2 separate regions of the Mus musculus genome follow, and region 1 is linked to region 2. A link is a loop called in an ENCODE intact Hi-C map of the cell type or tissue named here. Cell type or tissue: heart. All regions are shown on one strand. Links, peaks and the distances in the headings refer to the core of each region. The heading gives the core; the rest is flanking DNA.

The links. Hi-C counts contacts between places; a loop is a spot of excess contacts. Peaks named below come from ENCODE experiments on the same cell type or tissue, not always from the same donor. Only the 100,000 strongest peaks of a DNase experiment are listed, where the experiment ranks them.
Region 1: a loop joins it to region 2, with 2.4 times the contacts of the local background. A loop is called at or near these places in 1 of 42 quality-filtered maps.

The regions. Positions count from the first base shown.
Region 1 is chr10:91,183,589-91,193,307 of GRCm38, reverse strand. No RefSeq gene overlaps it. Among named protein-coding and RNA genes, the nearest start is that of n-TDgtc16, 6.3 kb to the right of the region's middle. In heart, for the core only: CTCF peaks have their summits at 5,216 (motif pointing right) and 8,195 (motif pointing right); a DNase peak (open chromatin) is centred at 5,227; H3K4me3 peaks cover 1,271 bases; H3K27ac peaks cover 2,093 bases.
Region 2 is chr10:91,079,176-91,088,894 of GRCm38, reverse strand. Apaf1 (apoptotic peptidase activating factor 1) reads left to right here and starts at 6,152. Exons shown (of 27, transcript NM_009684.2): 1 at 6,152-6,712; 2 at 8,807-9,008; 3 at 9,259-9,448. The coding sequence starts at 8,871. Ikbip (IKBKB interacting protein) reads right to left here and starts at 5,856. Exons shown (of 3, transcript NM_026166.2): 1 at 5,599-5,856. The coding sequence starts at 5,768. In heart, for the core only: no CTCF peak of the experiment used is centred there; a DNase peak (open chromatin) is centred at 5,944; H3K4me3 peaks cover 2,317 bases; H3K27ac peaks cover 1,988 bases.

The sequences.
Region 1 (9,719 bases), core at 1,158-9,157, 100 kb before region 2:
GAAAGCAATCTGAGCAAGCCAGGCGAAGCAAGCCAGTAAGCAGCACCTCTCCATGGCCTCTGCATCAGCTCCTGCCTCCAAGTTCCTGCCCTGTGTGAGTTCCAGTCCTGACTTCCTTTGGTGATGAACAGCAGTGTGGAAATGTAAGCTGAATGAACCCTTTCCTCCAGCTTGCTTCTTGGTCATGATGTTTGTGCAGGAATAGAAACCCTGACTAAGACGGCATGTAATTACAAATTAAATTTTTCTCCTGGCTTCTTTGCCATTGATGCCATTCTTCTTTTAATTTATTTTCTTTTTAGACACAGAGTTTTTCTGTGTGGAACTCTGGGTAGGGTTCTTTGTCCTAGAACTTGCTCTGTGGACCAGGCTGGCCTCAGACTCCGAGATCTGCCCGCCTCTGCCTCCAGAGTGCTGGAATTAAAGGTGTGCACCACCACCACCACTCAGTTTGAATGATGTTTTTTGCAACCCTTTGGCATGTTAAAAAGTTCCATAATAAGCAGTCTTTGAAAATCTGGAACATGTTAATAGCTTTCCTTAGAGGAGAAAATATGAAATATTTGGTAAGCATTATATTATCACACCAAAATTAACTCAAGATGGAGGGCTAGGGATGTAACCCAGTGATGGAGTATAGGCCCAACACACAAAAAGCCCTAGATATAATCCCCCGCACCACAAATAAATATGTAAATCACTCCAAAAATTCCATACAGATCAAGATTTACAAAAAAAATAAAAATAAACCCTCAAAACTGAAAGTAAAAGAGGAAAATGGGGGAGATCTAGAAGGAAATAGGAAAAGCACTTCTAAGCATGATACAAGATCTTGAAGCTATTTTTTAAAAAGGCTAAATATAAATTCTTTTTTTAACTTCTGCTTAGTAACACCACCAAACACCAACCCCAAACACATGAAAATCTGGTAACTATCTGCATTCCCACAAATTGATAAGAAAAAGGCCAATATTTGCCTCAGAAAAAAAAAATGGGCAAAGGATAAAAATAAACGGTTCTCAGTAAATAAATTGCATATTGCTTTAAAACATGGAAATATGCTCAAACTTCTCTATTATAAGGGAGATGCAAATTAAAACTTCCAGATTGGCACAGAGAGAAATTTTGATAACACCATGTGGATGAAGGTTAGGGAGACAGATGCTCAGACATATTGCTGGTGGGAGTGTAAACCACCTCATCTCCTGTGGGGAACAACTTGACAGAATCTATCTAAGCCTCAAATGTGTGTTTTGGCAGGCACCGTGAGTTGTATACCCCAAAACCATTCCTTCATATTTGTTGTTAACAGAACCCAATTGCTCAGGTGGCAAGGAGCCAGGCACCCAGCAAGGAATCTATATGCATCGATTAGTTCCCAGCGATGAATCTATGTATCGATTAGTTATACTTCTAAAGCATTCACTGAGTGCTAGGCACTGTTCTGTGCTCCGTTGAAGACACCCAAGGAAGGACACCAAAGCCAAGTTTCCTGACAACCCCACCACATACTGGCTGAGGGGTGGACAAACGGTAACAAAGATATTTTGGGATGTATTTCAAATAATAAATGACAAGATAATTTTTTTTCCTCTGGACTGAGGCTTCTGAGAAGGAACTGAGTGAATGCTACTTTAACGAGAACGAGCGACACAGCATTAACTCGGATTAGTACAGACTAGAAAATACGAGTTCTCCTTCATAGTCCTAAAACAACTACCACGTCAGCCCCATCTCCACTGCTGTTATAAACAAGGCCTTCCATTCTAAAACCACTACGCTGCCAGGGAACCCTGGAAGGGAACCCCGTGCCTGAACTTGCTCCGGAGAAAATTCACCCTACAGATAAACACAAAACTATGCTTAACCTCTTTTTAAAAAGAGGAAGGTTGCATTCTGGCCAGAGAAGCGGGTCCTTCATGTATGTATTACGGCTTCTAGTTTGGTGTTTTTATGCGATTCCTGAATGTGGGAATCAGTGGCTCCCTGCGTCTAAATCTGTTTCTTGTGCCTTTTCCTGGGCTGTTTTCCTTCCGTTTTGTTTGTCTGTTTCCGTCCTAGTCTGTTTTACCTTAATATATTTTATTTTAATATCCCTTAGAAACCTGTTTGGTTTTTTTCGTGTTTTGTTTGTTTGTTTGTTTGTTTGTTTACGATTTTTCAAGACAGGGTCTCCCTGTGTAGTCCTGGAAGTCTCTCTGAGTCCTGCTCTGCAAACCAGGCTGGCCTCGAACTCACAGAGATCTGCCTGCCTCTGCCTCCCAAGAGCCTGGTTGTTTTCTACGGAGAGACAGAAAAGGTCGATCTGGATTGGAGGACAGGTGGGGAGGAACCAGGAAGGGGGAGCCATAATCAGGATATAATATGTGAGAGAATAATCTATTTCCAATAAGAGAAAAAAAAATAAATGCAACTATTAAAAAAAATGAAACAAGTTGCAACAAAGTTACTAAATAGATCTAAATCTTTTGAAAAAGAGTAAGGATGTGAACAGTATCCTTCATAAAGCTTGGGTGACTTTGAGATAGTTACACAGTGTTTACGTCTCTGGGTATAGCCCCCCACTACACACATAAAATGATTAAATTATTTTCATTACTCAAAGGAAAAAGTGAATTATACTATACTTAAAAATAACACAGAGCTCCACATCAGGGGTTCTCAACCTCCCTAATATTGTGACCCTTTGATACAGTTCATGTTGTGGTGACCACCAACCGTAAAATTATTTTGTTGCTACTTCATAACTGTAATTTTGCTACTGTTATAAGTCATAATGTAAATATCTGATACTTGGGATATCTAATGTAAAGCTTGGTTTTTGCTTCATTTTCCCCAGTAACAGGCTGACCAAACAAGGAGAAACCTGCCAGACTCTGGATAAGCCTCCTTGCTGCTAAATGGGTGAATTTGGAAAGTTTGCTGGGGCTGGCTTTCCACTCAAGTGCCAACCTTGAAAACGTGTCTTCATTGCCCGCAGAAATTATATTGTGACCACAAAATGACATTTGTAAAAAGGAGACATTGATGGGTTAAAGGTCAAAAGAAGATTGGGGCATGGTGGCACATGCAATCCCAGCACTCGGGAGGCAGAGGCAGGCGGATTTCTGAGTTCGAGGCCAGCCTGGTCTACAAAGTGAGTTCCAGGACAGCCAGGGCTACACAGAGAAACCCTGTCTTGAAAAAAGGTCAAAAGAAGAGCCAGAAGAATAAGAAGCAGCCTCCTGGTTAGTTCTGGTTGGTATCCCACAAACCTGAGTTAACTGCAAGAACAGAATTGCCGTCACCAACTGGCCTGTGGCACCTCTATGGGGCATTTATTTGATGAATGATTGATATGGAAACGGCCCCCATTGTAGGTGGTACCACTCCTGGGTAGGAGGTCTTCGGTTTCATAAGAAAGCAAGCTGAGCAAGCCAGTAAGCAGAACCCCTCCATGGCCCCTGCATCAGCTCCTTCCTTCCGATTCCTGCCATGAACAGACCATAATTTCTAAGCCAAATAAACTCTTAACTTCCCAAGTTGCTTTTGGTCAAGGCGTTTTATCACAGCCACAAAGAAGCAAACTAAGACAAACTATAATCTTCTGAAGACCTTGGTGAACTGCCAAGCCAACCCTGACGTCAGCCGAGAGAGAACCGCAGAGAAAAGTTTTATCTATGTACCTTTTGGGTACTTTTTTAGTTTCATTATGTCTGTGTTGTGTTGCTTATCCAAAGACAACTACGGTGCCACTTAATTACTATAGTCTTACCTACCAAACATTTAAAGCAAAACCTTACCAGCCAGGAGTGATCCCAGCACTCAGTACTCTTTGATCCCAGCACTCAGGAGGCAGATGCAGGCAGATCTCTGTGAATTCGACACTGGCCCGGTCTAGAGAGCAAGTTTCAGGACAGCCAAACTTTAAAAAGCTTTTTAGATGTATTTACTTTTATCTGATAATGTAAGACTCTGGGGAAACTTAGCTTACCCGGCACCCCTCAGTGAACCATGTGGAGCCAGGATCGATTCAAAAAGCAAGAGGAATTTATTGTTCCAGTGCACTGGGGTCATCCCAGACCGGAAGGAGAGGTGCCCCAGCAACAGGTGAGGTTTTCTATGATTTCCAAGGGTAGAATAGAGCATCAGCAACTAGGCACAATATGATTGGTGGGACAGTGCACCCTTTAAACTGATTGGTCTTTAGAGAATGAGGTGAAAAGGACTTCCCTAGTCTGAAAGTGGGCAACAGTCAGTCCTGCCGAATGTGTCCTCACCCGAAGTTCAGTTCCCACCCTGTGGTCTGAGGAATGTTAATTAGCCTCTCGGTTCCAGGGGGGCAAGTGTTTCATGACCTTCCCAAAGTTCCTAAGCTGACCTTTTCAATATGTTGCCTGGTTTGGGCCAGTGTGTATGTCTGTTAGAACTGGAGTACAGACAGTTGTCTGCCACCACGTGGACACAGGGATTGAACCTGGACCTTCTAGAAGAGTAGTCAGTGCTCTTAACCACTAAGCTCTCTATATATATACTCTACCCCTACCCCTACCCTCACCCTCAAGGAAAATTTAAACAAACAAAAGTCAAGAGAAAAAAAAAATCCTGCTTCTATTCCTACTCCAAATGCACAGCTCAGAAATGTTGCTGGCTTTTAAAAACAGGTTGCAGTGAGGATAGTGGTTCGCGACTCTAATCTTTACACTCGGGAGGCACAGGCAGGAGGATCTTGCTAACCTGGTCTACAGAGAGAGTTCTGGGACAGCCAGGGCTACAAGAGAACCAGGTTACACAGAGAAACCCTGTCTGGGAAAAACAAAAAAGCAAATAAATAGAGAAAAAAGAATTGGTAAAAGAGTGATTTACGTTGGATTTTCTAGACTTTCTTGGTTCTAGTACCCATAATCCTTTGCCAAATGCTTTGAGAACTGTGCTGTTTACTGGTAGGTTTTGTTTTGTGTTTAACATTAGTGGAAATCAAACCCAGAGCTGCTTGGCACATCCCAGCTTCTACAGTTCTCCTAAATATCTGCATCACAGGCACTGTTGTTTTTGTTGTTACTGTTGTTGTTGTTGCTGCTGCTGCTGTTCATTTTAATCCGTATCCACACTTCTAAATTCTGTTGGTATGTGATTCATCCAAGATTCCTGACGTTCTCCTCTCCTTGGGCATCTCGGTTGTGTGAAATGGCCGCGATATTTGTGGATTTTATCTGGTTATACTTCGTTGGGACACCAGAGGGCGCAAGGAGACTCGGCTCTTGTTTTTCTTTAAATCTCAAATCCTGCTGGCTGCGGAGAACAAAAGACCGGGAACACTCGGCTTTGAGACAAAGGGACACCGGGAAAAGCCACCCGCCCAGGGTTGGATTCAATTCCTCACTCGCCTTTGCCCCTTCTTTGCCAGGCTGGGGGCTAGAAAAACAGCTTAAGCTGCGCAATAATGAGGAAACAAGAATCAAAGAATCACAGTAGGAAAAAAACAAAACAAAACCAGAGAGCTAAGGAAGGACACCTGAGCTGTTTGTTTTGCCTCATATTAGTAACCTTAAACTCTTCAGCTCAGGATAATAACAGGTATCTAGTAGAAAATTCGGAAATACAGATCGCACTTTTTTTTTTAAATAAGATCTCAAAGAAACCCTGGACAAACGGCTGAGGTGCCTATTAACATATCAAAGCGGATGCTGGCCGCCTGGTTCTTCCCAGTATCTCTCAGCATCTTTGCTACCTGTTGCAGAGGCCTGGCCTTGCTCTTCTCAGCATTTCTCACCCCTATCCCGGACCCTAAAACCCCTCCAGCACCTGAGCTTCGCTTGCTTCCCTTCTGCTAGCTCCTCTTCCCTATATAACTCAAGACATTTTCGTGCCCTCTTGGTATACTTGGCTCTCTTGGCTCCTGGTACTCTCTCCTGCTCTGTCTCTCTCCTCTCTTTCACTCCCTCTCTCGTTCTTCTCCCTTCTCATGCGTCTCATAATGCGGTCCACTCTGCTGACCCAATTCAGTCCAGACACTTTCAGATACCTCCGGCAGTGCTCTCTCTCCTACCTACAATAAACCTACCTCCACAGCCATACTTGGAAGTAGTCATGTCTTCCCCGCCCCCTCCCCCTTCTTTTTTTCTTTTTTTAATTCAACATTATTCGTCTTTTTCTTTTCTTTCCCGCCCCTTCACCCGCTTTGAGACAGCGTTTCTCTGTGTAGCCCTGTCTGACCTAGAATTTTCAATGTACAAGCAGCTAAAGGTGCGCACCACCACCCGCCTTCCAGATCCGCACATTCTAACAGATTACTTTCTTCCCTTTCAACTTCTCTCGGTATTTATAAATGCATAAAGAGTAAAGCTGCGTGGTATTTTCTGACTACTTTATGGGATTTTGCTTGGTTGTTTATCTTTGTCTGATGGACTCTCCTTTTGTAGCCAAGGCGTCCTGAAAACTCAGACGAGTCTCCTGCCTCAGCCTCTGAGATGCTGGGATTAAAGATGTGAGCCACCACACCAGGCTGATCATGGGTAAACTCTTCTGACAACACTTTGCTGATAAAAGAGAACAAAATCTCAAAAATGCTACAGACAGCTTTTTTTTTTTTCCTTAGACCCTTTTGTTATTGCTTGCTTGCTTACTTGGTTGGTTTTGTTTTTTCCTACTTTTGCTTTGCTTTTAAAAGAAACAAAGAGCACCGGGCGTGCGCCTTTAATCCTAGCATTTGGGAGGCAGAAGCAGGCGGATTTCTGAGTTTGAGGCCAGCCTGGTCTACAGAGTGAGTCCCAGGACAGCCAGAGCTACACAGAGAAACCCTGTCTCGAAAAACAAAAAAATAAAAAATAAAATAAACAAAGTGCAAAGTAGAAGTTATTCTATCCCACCTCCACATACCCAAAATGAATTTGTATTTCCCAACAACTTGAAAACTGACACCACCACTACCACCCCAATCTGTCAGGGGAGAGAGCATGAGTCCCCAGAGTGTGGTAGTAGAGGGTAGAGTGATTGATTTGACTGATTGATTGATTGCTTGATTTAGGTCAGGGTGGGCATCAGGTTTGGGTTGGCTTTGCCTTAAGACTGGACACAAGACAAGAAACGATCAGATCCCCAGAACTAGAGTTACAGACAGTTATGAGCCACTGTGTAGGCTCTGTGAATAGAACCCAGGCCCCTACCCTCTTAACTCCCCATCCCCATGTCCTGAATAAACTCTATTCTATACTATACAAAAAAAAAAGATAAATATATAAACCATCATGTTATATTGCGATGTTAGTTTTTACTGTCAACCTAACACAAATCTAGAGTTATCTGGGAAGAGGGATTCCCAGTTGAAAATTTACCTTGATCAGCTTGTCCTATGGCCCTGAGGAGGAGAGATTTAGGTTAATAATTGATGTGGGAGGGCCTGGCCTACTGTAGGTGGCAACATCCCTAGGAAGGTGGGCCAGTGATGTAGAACCAGCTATGCAGGGAGGCAGAAAGCAATCCAGAAAGCAGTATTTATTCATCCTCGGTTTGTGCTTTAGAGCCTGCCACCAGGTCCTGCCTTGAGCTCCTGCCCTGATTCCCTCAATGAGGAACAATCATTTGGACATGTGAGATAAAACAAGGCCCCCTTCACTGCATTGGTCTTTATCAAAGTGTTTTATCACAGCAAATCTGTCGCAAAACTCCCTACAGTCTCCTCTCAACCCCTTCCACCTTTTGCCTCTTTTCTCTTGTCTATCTTTGCTTCTTTGTCTTTTTTGGCCCAATCTCACTATGCCCCAGGCTTGAAATCTTCCTGCCTCCTGCCTAGGAGTACAGGCTTGCACCACCAAAGCTGCCTCAGAGACTCTAAATCAGCAGTCGGAGCACGCCATTCTCTGCTCACAATTCTGTGAAACCAGCCTTTGATCCCAGAACGAGAGGTGAGGGAAAGAGCAGATGGATTGTAGGTTCAAGACCAGCCTGCTCGACACAGTGAGTTCCAGGACAGCCAGGGCTATGTAGAGAAACCCTGTCTCCAAAAAGTAATTAGTTAACTTCAAAAGCCTCTAATGGCATTTCACTCAGGATGAAAGCCCAAATCCTAGGATGGTTTCTTCAAAGACCCACATGCCCTTGAATCAGTCATATTAACAAGACACACTTAGCTTTTTCACTTTTGTGCAAATAATCACTTTTTTTCTTTAAGATTTATTTATTATATGTGAGTACACTGTAGCTGTCTTCAGATGCACCAGAAGAGGGCGTCAGATCTCATTACCGATGGTTGTGAGCCACCATGTGGTTGCTGGGATTTGAAGTCAGGACTTTCAGAAGAGCAGTCAGTGCTCTTAACCGCTGAGCCATCTCGCCAGCCCAATAATCACTTTTTAAAAGCTCTTTCATTTTCCATTCCATTCGATTTCATACATACATATATAGCATACTTTGGTATTGTCTCCCTCTATTATCCTGTCAAATCCCTACTTTCTTTCTTTCTCTCTTCTTCTCTTTCTTTCTTTCTTCCCCCATTTACACTCCAACACCACCTGCATATTGATTTAGGGTTTGCATAAGCATGGGTGGAGGGCTATTAACTCAGAGAACCCCCGCCCCCATGGCTATACCACTGAGGAATATGAATCTCCTTCCCAGACAGGTGGGGCCTTATGAGCCCCTCCCTGATCCATGATGGAACACAGGCAGCCTCAGTCTGTACCAGCTACATGCGGGTAGTCACAGATGCTGTGAGTTCATCTCCCATCTAAACACAGCATTTCATGACAATCCCCACATCCTCTTCCTCCATGTTCTGGGACGCTCCCCGAGTCTTGGGAAATATTCATATCTTCCTGTTGTCAAGATGTTTGTCTTTTTTTAAAAAACTGTGTGTGTGTGTGTGTGTGTGTGTGTGTGTGTGTAGGGGCATGTCGATTATGAGCTACCCGATGTGGATGCTGGGAAGCAAACTTGGGTCCTTGCTACAGAAATGCGTGCTCTTAACCAGAGTCATTTCTCCAGCCCCAGTACTCCCTTCTTAACCAAGCTTACCTCCATCAATCACACCTATTTAACTAGCCACTCTCTAACTCTATTACTTTCAATTTCTGTTCTTACTGATGTCTAACATGTTGTTATATTGTTTACTGTTTGTCTGTCTGACAGTACAATATAAGCACCATAAGAACAGAATTCAGCCAGGCGTGGTGGTGCATGCCTTTAATCCCAGCACTTGGGAGGCAGAGGCAGGCAGATCTCTGAGTTCGTGGCCAGCCTGGTCTACAGAGTGAGTCCAGGACAGCCAAGGCTACACAGAGAAACCCTATCTCGGAAAAAAAGAAAAAAGCTGGCTGACTAAGCCAGGAAGCAGCATTCTTCCATGGCCTCTGCATCAGTTCTTGCCCTGTTTGAGTCCCTGTCCTGACTTCCTTGTTGATGGACTGCAATATGGAAGTCTTTCCTCCCCAATTTGCTTTTCATCATGGTGTTCCATCGAAGCAATAGAAACCCTAAGACAGTCACTCTGCATAAGGTTCTCTTTCAGCCCTAGTCACCTCTGCTGAGATGAGCATGAGTCCTCTTGTGAGACATGATTACTAACTCTCCAAAATTTGAAGCTTCCAGAATCAAGTGCCATTATGCTATCTGCCCGCACAGAGCACTGAGTGTCCTCTGTCCTGCCAGTTGGCATTTGTAACCTGCGCCTTCTCCCAATGCTGACAGTAAGGAATCTCCCACACCCTGTTCAGGTTAATAATTACCAGCTTTCCCTTTCCATT
Region 2 (9,719 bases), core at 1,088-9,087:
ATGCTTTTAGGCTGATCCTAGGCAGGGCTTGTTATCCCTAATGTAAACATTTAATTAGTCCCTGCAAATTCCTTTCTGCTGTAACTGGTGAATTTCAGTGTATCTTGTCTTTTTGTGATTTGTATCCTCTGATAATTCGTTGTAATATAAGTCTGAAGCTCAACCAGAACATTACATTCAGATCCAACACCATTCTCGCGTGTTTGGCTGTCTGTCACATCCGACTCTTTTGCCCATCTGCCTAAGAAATCCTGTTCCTCGCAGACCAGGGACCCAGAGGGTCTGCGGCAGATGCACACACAGAGATGCACACAGACACAGACAGACAGACACATACATACACACAGACACAGACAGACACACATTTCTGGTACAGGAGATGCAGACAGTTGTGAGCTGCCATATGGGTGCTAGAAATTGAACCGAGGTCCTCTGTAGGAGTAGCTAGTGCTCTTAACCACTGAGCCATCTCTCCAGCTCCCTTATTTATTTTTTTAATGTTTGAGTTTTTATCTATATGTATGTATGTATATGTACCACACATGTGCCTGGTGCATGAGGAAGCCAGAACTGGGGATCAGAAGTTATAGATGCTGTGAGCCATTAAGTGGGCCCTTGGAACAGAACCTGTGTCCTCTGTCAGAGTAGCAAGTAGTCATAACCACTGAGCATCTATCTCCAACTCTCTATTCCCAGGTTTTTGTTTGTTTGTTTGTTCTTTCAAGATACGGTCTCATATGTAGCCCTGGCTGTTCTACAACTCACTATGTAGTCTAGATTGGCCTTGAACTCCCAGAGATCTGCCAGCCTCTGTTTCCTCAGTGCTGGGATGAAAGGCATGGGCCACTACCTTGTGCTTCAGAAACTTGATCTTAATTTGGATTAACACTGAGGGGAGGCAACATATTACACAGGTTAAACATCTAGACTCCTTTGGCTCTGCATTTACTATAACCAACCACTTTTGACAAATTAAGTTTATCTTTACTCCTGTTTCCTATCTAGAAAGTAGGAATGATAATATCTCCTGGGGTTTTGAGAAATAAAATAGTCTCATGTTTATAAAAGCACATAGAATAATGACTTTTTTCCCTTTTCTGTCCTTGCTTCCTTCCTCTGTGGTCCTGAAGGTACTCAGGGTCTTGTGAATGTTAGGCAAGTTAGTACTCCTTAGCCCTCTCTTTTGGACCCCTTTGTGCACTTTCCCATCTCTCTTACATGCCTGCAGTTGTCTGTTCAAAGGAGTATGACTCCCTTCTGCTTGCACTTGGTCATAGTCGTAGTCCTACCACTAAACACTAAGCTGAACTAGGGAGCCCATTTGGTAACAAACCAAGTAGGGGATAGATGTATCGATCACTTGTAAGTCTCTATGGGAGCAGGACTTTGTTTGGGCCTTCTTCACTATCACACAGGTGAAGTCTTAAACGTGTTAGATGCAGGAAAAAGGGACCCAGGAGGGGTCAGCTTTCAGTGTGGACCTTCCAAAAGCATCTTCCCTCCCTCACAGCTGCTGCCGTCTATCTAGGCCTCAAGCAAGTTTAGGATTCTGTGTTAGTGAATGGCGCATAGCACCACCTCTGAGGGAGTCTAACATGGTGGCAGGCAGATGACTGAGGACTTAGATTTCTCTGCCTCTCTTTCAACTTGGTACTGAGAAAGAGCAAATAATAACAGGAAGCAGTTATGGTCCATTACAGGGTTACTATTAGGGTCAATGCCCATTTAACATCAGTTCATACCATCTACAGCTACCTAATGTTGAAGGGAACACTGACTGTATTCTATTATTTAAAACCAGGGCAAGGTTGGGTATGGTGCCCATGTCTGCAATCCCAGTACTTGGAAGAAGTACAGGAATTGCCATAAGTTTGAGACTAAACCCCAGTCTCAAAAAACCAAAACAAAACCAAAAAGGCCAGCCATGGTACACACCTTTAGTCCCAGCACTTGGGAGGCATACATGTGAGTTCCAGGCCAGCCAGGGCTATCTAGTGAATCCCCATCTCTACAAAACCCAAAACTCAAATCACCCAACAAAAACCAGTAAGTGTTTAAAGTATAATGCCATATTTTATATGAAACTCTTCTAACACTAGTAACAACAACAACAAAACCCCTAGAAATAGAGTTAGCTAAGATATTAAAAGATTTATAGAGGGGGCTGGAGAGATGGATCAGTGGGTAAGAGCGAGTTAGAGAGAAAGTTATACTGGATGAGAGAGAAAGCTCTGAATCCTATTCCTTGTTAAAAGAGCTTTTGAGGAGCTGGGAGGATGGCCCAATGGGAAAGTGCTTGCCCTCTGTATCTGTGACCCTAGCACATGAGGAGAGAGGGTGAGAGGAAACAGGACCACTAAAATTCTCTGGCCAGCCAGTCTAGCCAACTGGTGAGTCCTAGGTTCAGTGAGACTCTCTCTCAAAGACATTAGGTGGAGAGTGAGAGGCACAGATGTTGCTGTGAGGCTTCCACCATACACCTGCACATATCACACCCTTACCACTGAGCTACACTCTTGCTTTTTTTTTTTGATTTAAGTTTTATTGCATTATGATGAGAAAAGATACATAATTTCAATTTATCTGAATTTGTTAACATTTAAAAACATATTTTGAAGCCGGGCGTGGTGACGCACACCTTTAATCCCAGCACTGGGGAGGCAGAGGCAGGAGGATTTCTGAGTTCGAGGCCAGCCTGGTCTACAAAGTGAGTTCCAGGAAAGCCAGGACTACACAGAGAAACCCTGTCTCAAAAAAAAAAAAAAACAAACATATTTTGAGTAAATAAGACTTACATCACATTCTTCTTTCCCTTTGTACCCCAACTCCTCCCAAAGAGCCTCCCTTCTAAACCTGCAATACTTTTCGATTTTTATCATATTCTTTAAAATTCATAAAATATTGTAACAATAAAAATGATTATTATAAAAGTTGTTTGATTATAAGACAACAATGGAACAGTCTTATGTAGATGTTTGTCTACAGCAATACTGAAAATACATACATTTCTCAATATAAATTTTAAATAACTCCAAATATATTAACTGTATGTTATTTTAAAATAATATATCACTATTAGGTTTTGTTTCTGTTTTTTTGTTTGTTTGCTTTTTTCGAGACAGGGTTTCTCTGTATAGCCTTGGCTGTCCTGGAACTCACTCTGTAGAACAGGCTGGCCTCGAACTCAGAAATCTGCCTGCCTCTGCCTCCCGAGTGCTGGGATTAAAAGCGTTCGCCGCTGCCGCCACCACCCGGCACTATTAGTTTTTCTTAATGAACGTAAATAGATAAAGTTTTGGATACAGATTTACACTCTTGCTTTATAATTTTGATTTGACATTTAAAAAATCACTTTGGAGAGACAAAGCTCAGCTTATAAATAACCTTTCTAATCAGTGTAACTAACATGTTTTGTCTTTAATTTAACCCTTAATGTTAAATCCCTAAGATGAAGCACAACTTTTTAAGGTGTGTGTATGTGTTGTGGTGTGTGTGTTGTGGTGTGTGTGTGTGTGTGTGTGTAAGTCAGAGACTGAAGCTGGTTGTCTTTCTCAATTGCCCTCCACCTCATTACTATTTTTATTTGTCTCTCTGTGTGTGGTCACAGGTGTTCCACTGTGCATGTATGGAGGTCAGAGGACAACTCTGGGGATTCAGTTCTCTTTTTCCATTGTGTGAATGCTGGGGATAGAATTCAGGCTGTCCTTTGGCTTTGCAGAGCAAATGCTTTTATCAAATGTACCATCTTGCTGACTCAACGGAATCATTTTTTGAACTTGAATTATCAAAAAAGCTGAACATTCTATGACATAGTTTCTTAGTGGATTATGAGGCTTTGTCTAATTAACGGGAACTAGAGGAATAAATTTAGCAACTAAAACCACTTGTATTAAGCCCTGGTGCAGTGGTTCTCAGCCTTCCTAAAGTTGTGGCCCTTTAATACAGTTCCTCATGTTGTGGTGAGCCTCAACCATAAAATTATTTTCATTGCTATTTCAAAGCTGTAATTTTGCTACCATTATGCATCACAATATAAATATCTGATATGTTACCCCTGTGGGGGTCTCAACCCACAGGGTGAGAAACACTGCCCTACAGAGAACTAACAATAACTCAGTAATATTCTTTCCCAATACAAAATGTACCATGTCCCCATTTACCTAAAAAGGCATGCATTTTAAGGTATGCATAGTTTATTTAAAACAGCAAATCCAACACATTTAGATCAGAATTAATATATTCTTCAAATACTAACACTATCATTAAATAAAGTTCTTTTTAAAGAGGACAATGATCTGTATTTCAGTTGAACACGTTTTTATTAACTTATAACAAAACCCAGTACTCAAGCATTACCCAGTACAAATGCCTAGTATAATCCTAGCACTTGGGAGGTGAAGGCAGGAAGATCAGGGGTTCAATGTCACCTTCGGCTATATAGTGAGTTCTAATCTAACCTAGGCTACCTAAGAGCCTTTCTCAAAAAACCAAACCAACCACTCAACCATAGACCCCCCCCCCCAAAAAAAAAAAAAAACAAAAAACTCAAGGACTCAGGGTGTCACCAATAAACTAAGCTGGAAATAAACCTGCATCAAAACTACTCTACCCTGGAGGATATCCAGAGTCTTTTCTGAATTCTATTAGCTCTCTTATTCCACATTTACACTAATATATCACTAATATATGCTTGGTTTCAAAGCTACAAATGTTGAGCGGGATGGCGGTGCCCCCACTACTGCAAATAAAGTGTAAAAATACATGTATATAGCTGGGTTGTATGTGTCATACAGCCAGGTTGTGGTAGTACATGCCTTTAACACCAGTACTAGGGAGGTGGAGGCAGGCAGATCTCTGAGTTCCAGGCCAGCCTGGCCTACAAAGTGAGTTCAAGGACAGCCAGGGCTACACAGAGAAACCCTGTATCAAAAAACTAAAACAACAACAATAAGAAAACACGAATGTTTAGTCTTAAGGGAAAACATATTCTTTACAATGTTACATACAGTTCAACTTGTAATTTAGGAGTAAGACTATATAGTCTTTTATAGCTGTTAAGAACATGCATGTCTGGTGTCTTACAACCATTGGTAACTCCAGCTTCTTGGATTTGACACTCTCTTGCGGGATCCTCGCGCACCTGCACACACGTGCACAAATACACTGACACTCATACACATAAACAAGAATAAATCTTTAAAAAAGGACTATAGTTTTAATGTAGGCACACAGCTCTAAATAGGAGAAAGTCTCATTAGCATTTATCGCTCAGCAACAACGAACTTTTTTTTATTAGGCTGCAGACATTTTAAGAGTGCGATTTTTGGTGGAGGGTGGAGCAAACTCATCCGCAAAGCTACAGAGTGGACGGGAAGTAGTGGTTTTTAGGTATGTGCAAACTTGTGACGTGCAGTAGTAGATGCTTAATAAAGTGTGGGCCGAGTCCTGGGTGACATGTTCCCAGACTTTAGAGGGCAGCGACAGGAGCATGCTACCAGAACATTGTTAAAAGAGCGTATTCAAGCGAGAGTGGGTTGGCTCGAGGTGCTAGGCGCCCACGCGAGGCCCGACCCACGGCCTGCAGCATCGCACACTTACCAGGCCAGGCCCAGGGTCATCGCCAGAGACAGCAGGCTGAGCCCAGTGCGGGGGTCCGCCCAGCCCGCGTCCCCCCGCGCCTCGGGGTTTTTCCTGCCATCACTCCGCTTCTCGGGCTCAGGAGCAGCCACTTTGGGCCCCGGCTTCTTTCGGCTCTTCACTTCGGACATGTCTGGATCCCTGAAGATCTTGAAGCCAGGATGGCTTTGGAGGGGGGCCGTGGGACGTGGCTGCAGAGCAGCTTCGGAAGGCCACGCCCACCAAGGCTGTGCCCCGCCCTCAAGCGGCTGGCCCCGCCTCTGGATTCCGCTACCCGACTGAGTCTGCGGGAGACCCAAGCTCGCGGGTGCGCGCAGGTTGCGGAGAGGCGCGTAGAGGGGGCGGGGCCGAGAGTGCCACGTCTAGCTGGGCGCGAGCCCGCGGCTTAGCCCCACCCCACCGCGCATGCGAGAACGCTCAACCAGGGCTTGCGGTCACGCGCCGGGCGGGGCGCGCGCGCGCGGCCGCGGCGGCGGGCCCTGGGCGAGTGAATTTGCGTGCCCGGGCGCGCGCTGTGTGGACTGGGCGGGCCCAGCGGTGTTTGAGTGCTCCGCGGTCCTGAGGCAGAGACCAGGAGGCAGCTAGAGGAGCAGACGTCTCACTCCGCTCGCGGAAGGGTGTGAGAGGGGTGTGTGGGGGTCGGCAGCGAGGGGTGTGTGCCATCAGCCACCGGCGACGATCTGAGACAGTCGCAGCGGCTTTCCGAGCGGCGTCCGCTTCCCGCCCGGGCAGCTCCCGCCAGAGGGGTGAAGCGGCGACTGGAGTGGCCGTGCTTTTGTGCCCTGGGTCCCGGTACCCTCCCCTGGTGCGGCCCGAGGCAAGCCCACCGAGGTGACCACCCCTCGACGCCGCTTGGAGATCCCGGGCATCCACCCTGCGCCCCGAGCAGCTGATACCCAGGGAGGTGTCAGGACCTGCCCGGGGCGCGGGGTCGCCGGAAGCCAGGCGGGAGCCCCGGCTGCTTTCTGGCAATCTAGTCTCATAAGTGACCCTCCCTGGGCTGCTTTCTTTCGATTATCATCAGTGACCCTCCCCCGGCTGCTCTTCCCAGCACAACTCCGGTGCAAAGGCTTGGGTAAGTTTACTGCCTCGGTCTCACCTCCCCAAGCTCCTCTGGGCAGGCTCTTTGCAAGTTCTGTTGTAGCTCCCAGGGACTGAAAGATCAGGGGACGCGGGATGTTTGGTAATCATCCTCCTGCTCTTGTACCAGGAAGAGAAATTATCTAAGGAGGAAGTAGACCACTATTACTGTTTTCCTGGATAGACTTAGCCTTTATATTGTGGTCTGTATCTCGGACCAGTTTTGGCTTTCTGTTTTGTTGTGGCCACAAAGAGGTTGTGGCCCTGGGAATTTGCCCATAGTATTCCAGTTTGTGTAAAGTTTGAAAAAAGTTGTTTAAAATTTATATAATTTATGGCTGGGCATGGTGGTGCACGCCTTTAATCCTAGCACTCGGGAGGCAGAGGCAGGTGGATTTCTGAGTTCGAGGCCAGTCTGGTCTACAAAGTGAGTTCCAGGACAGCCAGGGCTATACAGAGAAACCCTGTCTCGAAAAACCAAAAAAAAAAAAAAAAAAAAAAAAAAAAAAAAACCAAAACAAAAAAAATATTATATATATATATATAATTTATGTATATGAGTTCAGTAAGGCTAGAGAAAATTGGAACTTAGTTGTCAAAGTGTTTTTTGTTTTTGTTTTTTTTTTTTTTTTTGGAGACAGGGTTTCTCTGTGTAGCCCTGGCTGTTCTGGAACTCACTCTGTAGACCAGGCTGGCCTTGAACTCAGAAATCCACCTGCCTCTGACTCCCAAGTGCTGGGATTAAAGGTGTGCTCCACCACTGCCCGGTAGAGTATTTGGTTTTTGCTTAATTATTGGACATAACCAAAAATCTTTTCATAACGGGGTTTCTCTGCATAGCCCTGGCTGTCCTGGAACTCACTTTGTAGACCAGGCTGGCCTCGAACTCAGAGATCCACCTGTCTCTGCCTCCGGAGTGCTGGGATTAAAGGCGTGGGCCACGATGCCCGGCTGAGAAACTTTTAGGAAACTAAAAATGTTAGTCTTGTTTCTGGTCATTTCTTTTTCTTTGATTTTCCTTTTTTCTTCAGTTAGTTTCATTCCAGTTGTGGGCGCACAAACGAATGACTTCTTTATTTTTGCAAGTGCAACATTTGATGTCTTAAAAAAATTTTTTTTTGAAGTTGAATGATTCTTGCCCTTCTTCGGCGCTCTGTATATTACTCTGTGCCTATTTCAGTTTTTGCACGTAGGACAGTCATCTTCTGATTATCTCTTTTTGTTGTGTATACACACACACACACACACACACACTCCTAATGAAGGAATGATTATGCATATTTAAGACATTCACACTTTACTACATTGGAGGGAGTTTTTGTCAGTGCTTTTACAACTTGCAAACATTCAAAACTGAACTTTATACCCGTGGAATAATTTTTGTTGTAATGTAGGGAAGTTGTTAGGAAATGAAAGTCACTTTCTGTAAAGCATGATACTCTTTGTTCGTTACCTTGGTCCAAGAAGTGACATCAGAGGGAATTTCCTGTGGTTCTGTGAATATGTGCTTACTAGTGAAGATCTGCGGCTGATGTCCATGTTGAGAAGCTGGTATCAGCAACGCTACTTGGTTTATAGGTTGGATAAAGGAAACACGCTTTAAAGCACCAGGACTTGAGTATTACAGTAAAACTTTTACAGAACCTCAACCTAAGAGAAGGGAGAATTTTTACTGTAAAAAATTTTACTATAAAAAAACCCAAAGTGTTTATTGGAAAAGTGGCAACACTTTATAAAATTATGAAGGAAGAAAGCCAGAATCTTGCTATCAGTCTCCCAAACACTTTGATGAACGACTCTTGAGCATCTTCTTAATACAGTTATGTGACACAACACATTTTGTGTTATTTGAGGCTTTATTTCTAATTTTCTAAATTAGCAGTGACTTAGACCTATCTTTCCTTGTCAGCATATATTCTGCATTGAGATATATACCATAGGATTTAAAATGGCTGTGTGTAATGTTCCATTTTATCTATAAATCCTAATTAACGAATAATAATAAAAAAATCCTGTTTTCCTTACATTTCTCGATTACCGTTGAAGTTACACATCCGGCGCTCACACATCCTGTTGCTCGTCATGACAGGCATCCTGGTGCTTTGCCTCTAGCCCATGCTCCACAGCGAGGAGAGAGAAAACCCTGAGGCACAATGGATGCAAAGGCCCGCAATTGTTTGCTTCAACATAGAGAAGCTTTGGAAAAGGACATCAAAACATCCTACATCATGGATCACATGATCAGTAATGGCGTCTTGTCAGTGATAGAGGAGGAGAAGGTCAAAAGTCAGGTAAAAGCCCCGAGGTAGTCTACGCTTCAACATTAAAAAATATTTATTTATTCATTTACTTACTTATTTTATGTATACGAGCACACTGTAGCTGTGTTCAACCACACCAGAAGAGGGCATCAGATCCCATTACAGATGGTTGTGAGCCACCATGTGGTTGCTGGGAATTGAATTGACATCATTCTCAGCTAATTTGTGCTGCAGACATATTCGCCTGTTCGTTCTTACATTATTCAAATTTTTTTTTCAGGCCACTCAATATCAACGAGCAGCCGCTTTAATTAAAATGATACTTAATAAAGACAACTGTGCCTACATTTCATTCTACAACGCTCTGCTACACGAGGGCTATAAGGACCTTGCTGCGCTTCTGCAGAGTGGCCTTCCTCTTGTGTCGTCTTCCAGTGGCAAGGACACAGATGGTGGAATAACTTCATTTGGTTTGTATCCCTGAAACACTTGTGTCATATTGCCACGCTATTGACTACCGTGCTTGTAGCTCTGACTGTAGTTAAATTGCTGGAGAGTGTATTTCACTTCTGGACCAATGTATGTGCCAAAATATTTTAAGTTCAAATGTAAATATTTATTTGTGTTCATCTTAATCCATTTTTTTTTCTTGCCCAGTGAACTACTTACTGCCAAGGTAGTAGCATGTGTACCCTAAATTTTAGAGCTATTAGGAGCTTTTATAGAGCCTTAATTATTATT